Regions from separate parts of the Homo sapiens genome. Here region 1 is linked to region 2. Evidence: read pairs that join two places in POLR2A ChIA-PET (ENCODE). Cell type or tissue: GM12878. All regions are shown on one strand. Each heading gives the region's core, and the rest is flanking DNA. Links, peaks and the distances in the headings are about the cores only.

The links. Peaks named below come from ENCODE experiments on the same cell type or tissue, not always from the same donor. Only the 100,000 strongest peaks of a DNase experiment are listed, where the experiment ranks them.
Region 1: POLR2A ChIA-PET joins it to region 2 with 7 read pairs; 2 of 35 experiments call an interaction of 5 or more read pairs at or near these places.

The regions. Positions count from the first base shown.
Region 1 is chr14:93,225,243-93,231,355 of GRCh38, reverse strand. UBR7 (ubiquitin protein ligase E3 component n-recognin 7) reads right to left here. Exons shown (of 11, transcript NM_175748.4): 11 at 2,141-4,413. The coding sequence ends at 4,321. Among named protein-coding and RNA genes, the nearest start is that of UBR7, 21 kb to the right of the region's middle. In GM12878, for the core only: no CTCF peak of the experiment used is centred there; no DNase peak of the experiment used is centred there.
Region 2 is chr14:93,283,834-93,286,333 of GRCh38, reverse strand. All of the region lies in intron 3 of BTBD7 (BTB domain containing 7), which reads left to right. Among named protein-coding and RNA genes, the nearest start is that of BTBD7, 48 kb to the left of the region's middle. In GM12878, for the core only: no CTCF peak of the experiment used is centred there; a DNase peak (open chromatin) is centred at 1,092.

The sequences.
Region 1 (6,113 bases), core at 3,202-5,701, 58 kb after region 2:
TGCTCAGGGTGTCCTCCCTGCCCCCCAGTGCCAGCGTCCTTGTGCTCCTACCCCTCCCCTCCTGCCTCCTGTCCTGGCTGCCCTCCTAGCTCCTCCTCGCCCACTTAGCCCTCTCCCAGGACGTGGGCTCCTTCTCGCTCTTTCCACGGACTCTGTGTCAGGAAGGGCGGCGGGTGACGTCTCTAACACCCCAGCACCTCTCCAGCCCCCACGGCCCAGTGTCCCGCTCCCACCTTTGCAGCTGCCACCCCCAGTCACTCCTTTCGTATCCTGAAGGCTTTGGCTCCAACCTAACATCCTCTCCCTCCAATCCCTGGTGTCATCCTGGTAGCTGCCTAGACCGTCTCCAGCTACCTGTCCATGGCACAGCTCTCCCCTGTCCCCAGAATATCTCCATCTTTGAAATGCTAACCTCACTGCCCGCTCTCAGGCCGGATCGCCTCCTGTCCAGAGCCTCTCCCTGGTCCTCCTCTGGAACTCTGGCCTCCTTGCTCCCCTGCCAGGATGGCCCAGCTTCCATAGGTGGCAGCCGTCTCACCATGCCCAGCTGCGACCCATCCTCCCCGCCCAACTCAACCCATAAACAGTGTGTCCATCTTCAGCTTTGGGAGACTGAAGACAGCCACGCCCCCGTGGTACCTGTGGTCCCCAGCCTCCCGTGGCTCGGTGTGCCTGAGTCCTGCGGGTCAGCCTTAACGTGTTCTCCTCGGGGCCACTTTCCGCCCCCTCCTCTCACCTGAGCCGCCCTCCAGCGCACTCCTTCCCCCCACCTCCTCTTACCTGAGCCATGCTCCAGCTCACTCCTCCCCTCCCACCTCCCAGGGAAATGGAGGCTGCCTATGGAACTCCCTCGATTTTGAGGCCTCATTCCAACACCCTCACCCGCATCCCCCACCACCAGGTCTGGTGGTCCTTCTGTCCCATCCTATCCCATCTTCTAACAGCTCCAACATCACCTGCGGTCCACTCTCAGCAATGGCTCCACCTTAAGAATGTGCGTTGGCCCAAGTGTCTCTGAACTTCAACAAGCAACTCCCTGGACTGGCCTTCTGCAGCCGCGCCCTCTCCTTGTCCCCTCACAGTAGTGCCAACTGTGGCCTCTTCTTGCAGCCCACACCCTGCCCTCTGCAATCTGGCCTCTGAACTTACCATGGGTGATGACCGTAAGTCCACATCCAAGGTAGCAGGAGTTGTGGGGAGGCCAAAGATGGGCCACTATACTGGCTTTTTGGGTTGCTTTTATATTTACTTAGAAATAATGGCTACTGTGTAGGGTGGACCTCACATTTTCCTCAGGATGTGGGCTCCAGCCCTCTCTCCCTCTGCATGCAGCAGTACCTGAACACTGTGACTGGTCACAGCCCAGCCCATTGCTTTGTTCTGCTGTTCATCTAGACCCCAATTATTAGACCCCAGGGGGTATGGTGAAGTCGGGGGGATGAAGGAGCTCTGCTCGGGGGACCTGGGATCAGGCTGCATTTTACAGAACAGCAGAATAATGAGCTACCCAATGTCGTGAACCAGTCCCTCTGCTTTGAGGGCAGGACCTCAGGGCAGGAAGAGCTGTTAGAATACACCATTACGTTTCTTTTGAAGGATGAGGTCTCACTCTGTTGCCCAGGCTGGAGTGCAGTGAGTGGCTGGCTATTCACAGGTGCAACCACGGCACTCTATAGCCTCCAACTCCTGGGCTCAAGCAATCCTCCTGCATCAGCCTCCCAAGTAGCTGGGACTACAGGCGTGAACCTCCATGCCCGGCTCTATGCATTTTTTCTTTTTTTTTTTTTTTTGAGACAGTCTCGCTCTGTCGCCCAGGCTGGAGGGCAGTGGCGTGATCTCGGCTCACTGCAAGCTCTGCCTCCCGGGTTCACGCCATTCTCCTGCCTCAGCCTCCCGAGTAGCTGGGACTACAGTCGCCCGCCACCACACCCAGCTAATTCTTTGTATTTTTATTAGAGATGGGGTTTCACCATGTTAGCCAGGATGGTCTCGATCTCCTGACCTCGTGATCTGCCTGCCTCGGCCTCTCAAAGTGCTGGGATTACAGGCGTGAGCCACCGCGCCCTGCCTGCATTTTCTTAAAACCTGCAGAGGGAGGCTGTGTAGACTTAAATATACTAAAAACAATCTGAAAAGCAACTATTTTGTATTGGTTTTATTTAAATTTTACAGAAACCTGATCAGAGTTAAGTATGTAATTATAAGTCCAGTAACAATTTCTACAAAAATGCACATACAATGCCAGAACTCCTTAAAAGCAACTAATATCATATTTGTGTTTTGCATAAAACATGCATTAATATGTTGGCCAAAATCAGTCTCTACAAGAAGAGACAGTCCAATACAGTCAATAAGAAAACTAGTTGTGAACAACAGGTAAAAAAAGAGGTTTCCAGTTAATGTGAAAGAAGGAATAGTACCTTTCATAAAACAAGCCCTTCAGCGCTGAGTTAACTGATCGGTACTATTGTGCTGCACGTAATGTAACACATCACCTCCAAGACTTGGTCCTGATTGGTCATAGGAAGTAAGGGACTTTCTGGTAGTTACATCAGATATTTGAGAAGATTAAAAGTTTTCCGGACATGATGGTATACTAATAGTGCAACCTTGCAAAAAGGGTTCGAAACATTGTCAGACTTGGAAGAGTTCCCCAGCTTGATAAACAACCTCAAAGACACCCCGAGCCTTTGAACGGAGCCCTCTGCACAAGGCCAGCTCAGGGCTCACCAGCATGTCCTGTGGCCACAAGACCTTCCAGCTCCACATACCACCCTTCGTGAGGATCTGCAATTAGGAGCCTGAGTGCCGAAGAACATGGTTGTGCCATTTCTTTGAGGCTTTGACTTTTTATAAGGCCTAGTTCATCTCATCCAGGGATTGGGCACTCGAATGAATACACAGATGCTGGACACATAAGGAGTATTAATATACATGGTGGCCCCACAGCCTGAAATGCTTTTATTAACATACATCAAGGTGTGTCTCCGACTGTCAGGAAAGACCTTGGTCCTCCAGAGGCAGAGAGAAGCTGAGGGTTCTCTATGTATCACAAGGCATTTCCTACATAGACTGAGGGGTGTTAAAGAGATCTCATATCAACTGAAAGGACTTCCCCTCAAATGTGGGGCTCTGTACAACCTTCCATGAGGATCTTCAAAAAAAAGATCTCATAGTCGTTAGGGAAGTGGCGGTGGACATTAACATTATATACACAAAACTCATCATTCGTGCAGCCTCGGGCCTTGTTTGTAATCTCTTCCACAGTCTGTCTCTTCCAAAACAGGGCTCCCTGCCCTGCTTATTTCAAGTAAGCTAAGTCAGGATCTGTTTTCTTTAGCAGATTCAAGGGGGAAAAATAATAATTTATTGGGGTTCTAATAACATTTTCATAACAGAATATCAAAATAGGTCCATTTTTGATATATGCTTATGAATATCCCTGATAATATCAAGAAATCCAGAGGACTTCGTAAACCACCAAGATTTCACAGGGGTGAGACCCGGTCTGTTTTCTAGGCAGCAGAGAAGGGACTAGTATACGGGCAAATGTTCTCCAGGAAGCCCTGTGAGCACTACAGTACTGAAATTCTAATTCTAGTGCCAATAGAATCATGAACGAAAATTTCACTTGAACTGTATTAGTAAAATTCATAACAAAGGCTTGCTTCCTCAACCCTGTCATCTGTTAATCTCTCCGCCTGTGACAGACATCCAGACCAGAAAACCATCAGTCCTGGCTACTCTGGAGGTTGGGCCTAGAGAAAACAAGCCCCAAGATCCTTTCTAAGCTATGACCAAACCTCAGAAAACAGGGACGTGAAAGAAGGAGCAGACCAGGCTTGAGGAAGCTTTGACCCAAGGCACCACGATCATAGGGGCGAGGGGACCTGTAGAGGTTCTAGGTGACGGGAAGAGAGCCTTCCGTGATGCCTGCGGAGGAGGTTCTGGAAGGCAACAGCTCTGTGGCAAAACACACACATCTGGGAGTGAAATAACAGATCATTAAACAAGACACCAATTTGCTTTCTCAAAACAAAATCAAACTTAAAAACTATGCAAATAACCCTGGGTGCACTGGAGTAGGAGTACACTGGAGAAGTCTGTGGAATGAGCTGCATCAGCTGAGTCACAGAGGACGCTGGCTGTGAAGTCAGCATCCACACGGTGGCTACTGCAGCTAAAGAGAATGAAGGGAGCGCGAGGCCTCTCCAAACAGAGGAGGACGGAAAGGGGGCCAAATGTGAACCACACCTCTTTTATTCCAAGAATGGGAAGCGCATTTTCATTGGCTTGAATGAGAAAGCTTCATACTCCACTCTAGCTGCAGTAATACTGCATCCCATCCACTCTTCTTCTCTTTTTTGACTGAAACTCTTCAAAGAACTGCTGAATGTCCTCTCTCTTAACAACCTGTTTTTGAAAAGCAAAGATTATGAAAGAGAACTAAGTAACAGAATCGCAATCCGAGGTCATAGCATTCACAAACAAGTCAAATGATACTGTTAAGAATTATGTTAATGATAACATCTCCATTTTCTATTTTTTTTTTTTTTTTTTTTTGAGATGGAGTGTCGCTCTGTCACCCAGGCTGGAGTGCAGTGGCACGATCTCGGCTCACTGCAAGCTCTGCCTCCCGGGTTAACACCATTCTCCTGCCTCAGCCTCCCGAGTAGCTGGGACTACAGGCGCCCGCCACCAAGCCCGGCTAATTTTTTTTTGTATTTTTAGTAGAGACGGGGTTTCACCGTGTTAGCCAGGATGGTCTCGATCTCCTGACCTCATGATCCGCCTGCCTCGGCCTCCCAAAGTGCTGGGATTACAGGCGTGAGCCACCGTGCCCAGCCTACGCCTGGCTAATTTTTAAATTTTGTGTAGATACGAGGTCTCACTATATTATCCATGCTGGTCTCAAACTTCTGAGCTCAAGTGATCCTCCCGCTTCCTCCCAGAATGCTGGGATTACAGGTGTGAGCCATGACACCCAGCATGTTTATTTTTTACTGAGGTAACACATGCTTATTGTTAAGAAAGAAGGACAGTGAGACAAGGAAAGTGAAGGAAAGAGAAAGAAAAATAGAGCACGTGAATGAATTCGAGCAAAAAGGGAAAGAGATAAAGAGAAAGTAAGAAAGAGGGGTATAAAGTGAAAACTTCCCTCTCATTCCCTAGTAAGTGTGGCTACCATACTCAAAAGAGCAACTTGGAATAATGCTAACTTGGAATAATTTTCTCAGACCAGTAGCTGATACACCAGTTTCATAAGCACCAACAGTAATACTGCTGCTCAACCAGTGAGGAATCCAAACCCCTAACAGATTCAGGATGCAGAGGCTGAACACATCCTGAAATGACTGCAGCTCAAAATTCTAATGTACTTGGCTAAATGGCACGGGAATTTACACTTAACAAAATGCTAATAAATAGGATACTTGCAAGTTGCAAAATGAAGGATCTGTCCCTACCCTGGATTACAAACATTAGCCACAGAAAGCCCGTAAGTAAAAGGAAATATCTCTAGCAAGGATACTGTAGGAGGAGACCTAACAACACACAAATGAGACTGTGCAGCTTTTGGTTTCTGGATATCCTCAAATGGTCACAGCTAACGTGCAGAGTAGAAACGCTAGTGAATAAATACTTGGGTTCAATAACAAATCAGTTTTTTAATTTATTTCAGAAAATGTGTAGTTTCTAAGTTTATTAATTATTATTGCTTTTTAGAGACAGGGTCTCGCTCTGTCACCCAGGCTGGAGTACAGAGGTGTGATGATAGCTCATTGGAGCCTCAAATTCCTGGGCTCAAGCGATCCTCCGATCTCAGCCTCCCAAGTAGCTGGGACCACAGGCACACGTCACCATGCCAGCCTAATTTTTTTTTTTTTTTTTTTTGTAGAGGCGGGGTCTCATCATCTTGCCCAGGCTAGTCTTGAACTCCTGAGCTCAAGCAATCCTCCCACCTTAGCCTCCCAAAGTGCTGGGATTCCAGGCATGAGACACTGCACCCAGTCTAAGTGGTTTTTTTTTTGGTTTTTGTTTTTGTTTTGTTAGATACAAACATTAAATAAAAGGCAGTCCACCATCTAAGAACAGCTAGAACTTATTAACATTAT
Region 2 (2,500 bases), core at 1-2,500:
CTATGTTAGTCATTTGACTTTTCTGGCTGCCCAGCATTAGGACCTTCTTCCCAGCCTTACTGTGTATGTCTTCATAGGAGGCAGAGCCCACCTCCCAGTAGAAAAGCCTTAAAGGTCATATACTTTCTTCTGCAGCCTTCTCTAGTCAGGGTTAGTGGTACAGAAAAGCAGGGACTATAGAGAATTTTTTCTGGAAGCAGAGTGGGGCAGCAACATCTAGTGGAAAAGGAGAGAAGGCCATGGCAGTGGTGCCATTGATGACATTCACTATCCAGGGACAGAATGTAGGAGCTTTAGTGGCCAGGGTCCCAGGCAACTCAGGGTCTTCACTGGGCTTCCATGTTGTGGAGTCCCCATCCTGCAGCCTTCCTTAGTCCATGTTTACTGAGCTGGGTCTCCAGCTTTTCCCAGCAACACTGTAGATTAATAGTGTCCTTTGAGATAAATTCCTTTTCTCTTTAAGCCAACTAGACTTGTTTTCTGCTATTGCACCATAAGAAGCCTGATTGGTAGCAGTACCTATATTTAAAAGACTAGTATTTAAAACTCCAAAAGAGATGACTAGATTGGAAGAGTCTCCAAAGAAGGAGCACATGTTTGATCACTTTGACTTTTCATAATGACCTTAGCATATATACTGGGTAAACAGCTCTGAAAATGTGAGAACAGTAAGAGTATACCATTCATTGGTAATTTTTTGAGGAAAAGTTCATTGTTTAGGAGAACTATAGGTTAACTCATGAACTTTAACCATCCTTGTCATAAATACTGTTGACCTCAGAGCAAAATACCCCAGAATTAGCACCAACATCTACATGCATATTTACTGTAGACTTCAAACTGCAGATTTTGTTTTTTCATCTTGATCACAAATGCATTTTTCAATCTTTACAATATGAAATTTATTTATAACTTTAGTTCCAAAATGGACTCTGTAATGCATTTGCCCATATTTTTAGTCGTAATGGATGTGATTATATTTTATTGAATTAAAAATCTAACAGAAGCAACTGAAAGCAATGACCTCGTTTTTTCCCTTAGCAACTTGGTCACTTTCCAAGAGTGTGTGGCTTGAAACAAATGCAAAATAGCAAAGACTTACTGTCCCCACTCACTCATCCATTTCACCCTCTTCCCAACCTCCACTGTCTACATATTGACACTCTTCCCTCTGTCTCAGTTCTGTTGAGTTGACAGTTTATTTTACTTCTGTCTATAATTGTCTCCTCTTCAGCAAATTTGAATGTACTTCCTAGAGAAGAATGGGGCCAAGCTAAAGACCATTATCAACAGATCAGAGTAGTAAATGCAGGTTTCAAACATGCAACATAAGAGTTAATCTCAGTTTCATATTTATATATATGTTTATATATAAAACATAAAAAGTTTATATATATAATATTGCATCTTTTGTTTTAAAACTTAAGTCATTTTTCATAGACTACAAACTCTTCACCTCTGACCCTCTGCTCTCACTTTTCATTTGTCTGGGGGGTATTTTGCCTTTGATCATTAAATGTCCAAATTCTACCCTAACCTTTAAGACCGAACTCACATGCTTACTTTCCTTGTTTTGCTTAGCCATTCCAAGTTAAAAGTATTTTCTACATCCTGAGAATTTCTAAAACACTTTTTATTGTTCTTAGGGTTTTATATCTTCTGACTTGTTTTGAAATTACCTAGGTACCCGTCTCATTTCCTCTGTCACCTAGTGTATTGTATGCTCCCAAAGTTGTGTATCAAAATCTTGGTCATCTTTGAATAACCTGAGAACCTAGCACACTGCTTTATTCTTAGTATACTGTCAGTTACATGTTTTGAATTATTTTTAATACCTTTGAAAGCTGAGTAACCTTTTCTTTAAAAAAAAAAAAAGTGGGGAGTGGGATAGTAGAGGTTGTAATAAATTTTATCCCTAAGGAGTTGCAAACAAAATGAAAGCACTTAACCCCAGAATAGGAACAAAATATGAAGTATTATTTATAAAAGTAAGTTTACATGGGGTCTAAATGGTATAACTCTCTACCATTTAATTCACAGTTTAATGTCAGAAAACCTGTCTCATCAACTCACTGTTTACTTGTCAGTTCATTGATTTAAAATAGAATATCAATTGAATTTAGAAAATTCTCAAAAGCCAGTTTAATGCTGTTCATCTTTTAAGGCCAAAAAAAGTTTAATCCAGAGGCAGTCTTTCATTCTGCACTAATTTATAATTTAGATCAAAGAACTAATTATATATCTCAAATTTAATAATAAAAAGGTATAGTAATGAGAATTAAATTTATGGTAAATTATATAACTCAGAATGTTAAAGTAACTTGGAAATTCTTAATCTAAGTTAAGTATCTTTTTATTTCTTACTTGTCCTGTTTGATTTATTAAGGGAAAAGAAAATTTTAAGGAGTTGCCAGTATTTCTTTGTCTATTGAAAGTGGAATGTTTATTCACCCTTATTTATATACTTAAAAGACATTGTATTGGCCTGGTGCAATGGCTC